Linked DNA regions of Homo sapiens: region 2 is linked to region 1. A link is an interaction called in ENCODE POLR2A ChIA-PET data of the cell type or tissue named here. Cell type or tissue: B cell. All regions are shown on one strand.

Region 1 (2,500 bases):
AGTCACAGGCCGGCGTGTCTGTGCTCCCACCCCAGGCCTGTCGTGAGTTCACCACGCACGTCACCAACCTCCTCCAGGAGCAGAGCAGGATGAGGCCTGTCTCCCCTAAGGAGATTGAGCGCATGGTCGGCGCCATTCACGGCAAGTTCAGCGCCATCCAGATGCAGTTGAAGCAGAGCACCTGTGAGGCAGTGATGACCCTGCGTTCGCGGCTGCTCGATGCCAGGTCAGGGCCTGTACGTACCCAAAACCTCAAGGGCCGGCTCTGAGGGACTGGAGGGAAATAGTGCTGGCTTGGGTTGAAGACAGCCCTGGAGGCTGTGTCTGCAGTCACGGTTGGAGGCCTCACAGCCTCTTGGGAAGAAGGCCTGAAGTATTGCTGTTTTCATTTTTATTTTATTTTGTATTTATTTATTTATTTATTTGAGACGGAGTCTCACTCTGGTGCCCAGGCTGGAGTGCAGTGGTGCGATCTCCACTCACCACAACCTCCGCCTCCCAGGTTCAAGCGATTCTACTGCTTCAGCCTCCCGAGTAGCTGGGATTACAGGCTCCCGCCACCATGCCCAGCTAATTTTTGTGTTTTTAGTAGAAACGGGGTTTCACTATGTTGACCACGCTGGTCTCGAACTCCTGACCTCAAGTGATTGCTGTTTTCAGAACTACTGGAAAATCATACTCAGAACTAGAGGTGGGGGTGGTACTGGAGTCCCAGCATATTAATGCCTACGAAGGCGGCTGTTTTTGCAGGCGCAAGCGGCGGAATTTCAGCAAGCAGGCGACGGAAGTGCTGAATGAGTATTTTTACTCCCATCTGAACAACCCTTACCCCAGCGAAGAAGCCAAAGAAGAGCTGGCCAGGAAGGGCGGCCTCACCATCTCCCAGGTGACGTTCTCTCCTGCCACGTCTCGCCACGCCTGGGAGGAGTGGATGACTAGGTCCCATGAGGACACCCAGGGAAGTTTGTTAAATGTGTGCAGAGGCCAGGCATGGCTGCTGGAATCCCAGCACTTTGGGAGGATGAGGTAGGAGGGTCGCTTGAGGCCAGGAGTTCGAGACCAGCCTGGGCAACATAGTGAGACACTGTCTCTACAAAAAATTTAAAAAATTAGCTGGGCTTGGTGGTGTGCACCTGTGGTCTCAGCTCCTTCGGATGCTGAGGTGGAAGGATCACTTGAGCCCAGGAGGGTGAGGCTGCAGTGAGCTATGATGGCGCCACTGCATTCCAGCCTGGGTGACAGAGTGAGATCCTATCTCTGAAAAACAAAAAAAGTGTGGAACAGGAGCCAAGTCTCCAGGCTCTGAGTCAGCCAGGCCAGCTCAGATCCAGGCTCTGCATTACAAATGTGGGACTCCAGCGCTCTCCCCGTTCATCTGTGAGGCAGGGGTGCAAGTGTACCCACAGAGAGACCTGAGGACTTCCTGAGCGATGCAGATGGAATGCGAGGTCCCAGAGGTGATGCTGTGGAGTGTGAGCTCCCTGAGGGACACAGACGGAGTGTGAGCTCCCTGAGGGTTACAGACAGAGTGTGAACTCCCTGAGGGATACAGACAGAGTATGAGCTCCCTGAGGGATACAGATGGAGTGTGAGCTCCCTGAGGGATACAGACAGAGTGTGAGCTCCCTGAGGGTTACAGACAGAGTATGAGCTCCCTGAGGGATACAGACGGAGTGTGAGCTTCCTGAGGGATACAGATGGAGTGTGAGCTCCTTGAGGGATACAGATGGAGTGTGAGTTCCCTGAGGGATACAGATGGAGTGTGAGCTCCTTGAGGGATACAGATGGAGTGTGAGTTCCCTGAGGGATACAGATGGAGTGTGAGCTCCTTGAGGGATACAGATGGAGTGTGAGTTCCCTGAGGTGACTGAGGTGGAGTGTGAGCTCCCTGAGGGATACAGATGGAGTGTGAGCTCCCTGAGGGATACAGATGGAGTGTGAGCTCCCTGAGGGATACTGATAGAGTGTGAGCTCCCTGAGGGATACAGATGGAGTGTGAGCTCCCTGAGGGATACTGATAGAGTGTGAGCTCCCTGAGGGATACAGATGGAGTGTGAGCTCCCTGAGGGTTACAGATGGAGTGTGAGCTCCCTGAGGGATACAGATGGAGTGTGAGCTCCCTGAGGGATACTGGTAGAGTGTGAGCTCCCTGAGGGATACAGATGGAGTGTGAGCTCCCTGAGGGTTACAGATGGAGTGTGAGCTCCCTGAGGGATACAGATGGAGTGTGAGCTCCCTGAGGGTTACAGATAGAGTGTGAGCTCCCTGAGGGATACTGATGGAATGTGAGCTCCCTGAGGGATAAAGATGGAGTGTGAGTTCCCTGAGGTGATTGAGGTGGAGTGTGAGCTCCCTGAGGGACAGAGATGGAGTGTGAGCTCCCTGAGAGATACAGATGGAGTGTGAGCTGCCTGAGGGATACAGGTGGGGTGTGAGCTCCCTGAGGGATACAGATGGAGTGTGAGCTCCCTGAGGTGATTGAGATGGAGTGTGAGTTCCC
Region 2 (2,500 bases), 84 kb after region 1:
AACACTGGGAAGATAAGGGCAGCAAACAGGCCGCCCGTGCCTTCGCCTTGCAGCTCCCAGATGGAAGCAATGGCAAACCTGAAACATCTGCCTGACCTGACAGCTTTCTGAGGAAAGAGTGGGAGCCCATTACAGAGCAGACAATCTCAGTAAACAGGTCCTGAAATGTGACACCTGAACATTCACAAACCCCCCAAGGGCAGACTGGGTCTGCTGGGGGCCTGGCAAGGCTGGGGAGCGCCCACTTCCTCCTCTTGCCTTGATGGAGGTTCCAGGGTTGGGGCTGTGAGTTCAGGAGGAACCAGCGCCACGGACTGATGGACCCCCTTGCACGGTGGGCAGCTGCTTCCCTCGTGCACATAGATGTTGTGCTGCTGGAGGAAAGGGAAACTCACTCACAAGGATTTCTGAATTGTGTGTCATCGTGCGTCTTTGTAAAGCAACAGACCCTGGAAGCCAAATTCCTATTTTTTGAGTCCAAGCGCTTTTGTGGATATGAAGAAGGAGCCCTAATACTCATGGCTGACAAACCCTGTACACCAGACCAAACTCTGCAAGGCCCCCGGCCCATCTCTGCAGTCCTGAGGAGGCCGGAGGCTCTGGCTGCATCTACTCATAGCCCCCGTAGTACTTGACCTGGGCTGGTTTTATGGCTCAATTCCCAAACTACAGAATGCAGAGGAAGTGACGTGGCAGCCTTTTCAGGTGAGGTCACAGAAGCCTTGCAGCTTCTGCCTGAGCCCTCGGAATGCTTGCTCTAGGAGAGCTGAGGTCTGACTGCCCCAAACCACCACGGGATCAGAGGCCCACACTAGCCCCCGCTATAGTGGGGGAGATGGAGACAGGCACAGAGACTGGTCCAGCCAGTCCCAGCTGTTTTGGCCATCACATGTGAGTGATGAAACCACTGGGGACACCCAGCCCAGCTGACATGCAACTGCAAAGACCAGAGGGCCCCAGCAACAGTGCCCAGCTGGGCGGGACCAGCCAACCAGCAGAACTGACAGACTGAAAAACGTCAATACCTCGCTGCTTTAAACCACTAAGCTAATGGAGCCAATGGCCCAGGCTGGCCCCTGGGGAGCTAACCCATATCACTGTAACTCCACTTCCTCCCTCAGATGCTACCCTGGGACAAAGCAGGGAAAGAGAAGGGGGAAAGAAAGGGTTTACCCAAGTAACTACCCACTGAGCCTTAAAGCACCCCCTGACAGAGGGACCAACAGCAGCCTGCACAGAGGCCCCCCAGACAGGTGCAGACTCAAGATGAGAACAGCTCTAGGAAGGTCATGTGGGAGACCAGAGCTGCCCAACAATGAAAGGGGCTGAAGAGGGTCCCATGGAAAAGGAGGAGGCAGTCTGCAGGCTGGGAGGCACCCCAGCTTCAGGCAGCACCTGGAGTGAAGTGAGTCAAGCCAGAAAGCAATTCCTCATGCTTCATCCAGTCTCTCTACCTGCCTTCAAGAAACACTCCTAGAAAAATCCTATGACAGGCTGGGCGCGGTGGCTCACGCCTGTAATCCCAGCACTTTGGGAGGCCGAGGTGGGCGGATCACGAGGTCACGAGATAGAGACCATCCTGGCTAACACAGTGAAACCTCGTCTCTACTAAAAATACAAAAAATTAGCCAGGCGAGGTGGCGGGCGCCTGTAGTCCCAGCTACTCGGGAGGCTGAGGCAGGAGAATGGCATGAACCCCGGGGGGCAGAGCCTGCAGGGAGCCGAGATCGTGCCACTGCGCACTCCAGCCTGGGCGACAGCCAGACTCCGTCTCAAAAAAAAAAAAAAAAAAGAAAAAAAAAAAAAGAAAAAGAAAAATCCTGTGACAGAGAAAAAGGACACAGTTATCAGTTCCCCAAGTTAGTCCTACCACTGAGCAACTTCTTTTTTTAGAGACAGGGTCTCACTCTTGTCAGGCTGGAGTGCAATGGTGTGATCATAGTTCAATGTAGCCTGGAACTCCTGGGCTCCAGTGATCCTCCCATCTTAGCCTCCCAAGCTGCTGGGACCACAGGGAAACACTACCACACCTGGCTAATTTTTTTCAATTTTCAATTTTTGATATTGAGACAGGGTCTCTCACTCTGTTGCCTACGCTGGAGCACAGTGGCACGATCATGGCTCACTGCATTTTTAAAGTTTTTGTACAGGTGGGGTCTCGCTGTGTTGCCCAGGCCAGTCCGGGCAATATCTTGTGTGTCAGGCCCCTGTGTAGTGGGTGTGCTGACATACAATTCTGGCAGCATTCACTGCAACCTGGACGTGGGGGCTGCTCACTGGGACCCCACGCAGTCCTCCCTCCTTTCCCAAGGGGTGGTGTTCACTCAGAGACACTCAGCTGATAGAAAGAGAGCTCTGTTGTCTAGACACAGGCTGTGCCCCAAAACTGAGGAACTAGGCCGGGTGTGGTGGCTAACACCTGTAATTCCAGCACTTTGGGAGGCCGAGGCGGGCGGATCACGAGGTCAAGAGATCGAGACCATCCTGGCTAACATGGTGA

Evidence for each region. Peaks named below come from ENCODE experiments on the same cell type or tissue, not always from the same donor. Only the 100,000 strongest peaks of a DNase experiment are listed, where the experiment ranks them.
Region 2: POLR2A ChIA-PET joins it to region 1 with 9 read pairs; 2 of 35 experiments call an interaction of 5 or more read pairs at or near these places.

The regions. Positions count from the first base shown.
Region 1 is chr19:19,567,835-19,570,334 of GRCh38, reverse strand. It overlaps PBX4 (PBX homeobox 4), which reads left to right. Exons shown (of 8, transcript NM_025245.3): 4 at 36-226; 5 at 751-886. Among named protein-coding and RNA genes, the nearest start is that of CILP2, 31 kb to the right of the region's middle. In B cell, no CTCF peak of the experiment used is centred here; no DNase peak of the experiment used is centred here.
Region 2 is chr19:19,483,825-19,486,324 of GRCh38, reverse strand. All of the region lies in intron 2 of GATAD2A (GATA zinc finger domain containing 2A), which reads right to left. Among named protein-coding and RNA genes, the nearest start is that of TSSK6, 30 kb to the left of the region's middle. RefSeq lists an enhancer at 1,287-2,071. In B cell, no CTCF peak of the experiment used is centred here; a DNase peak (open chromatin) is centred at 1,084; H3K27ac peaks cover 1,042 bases.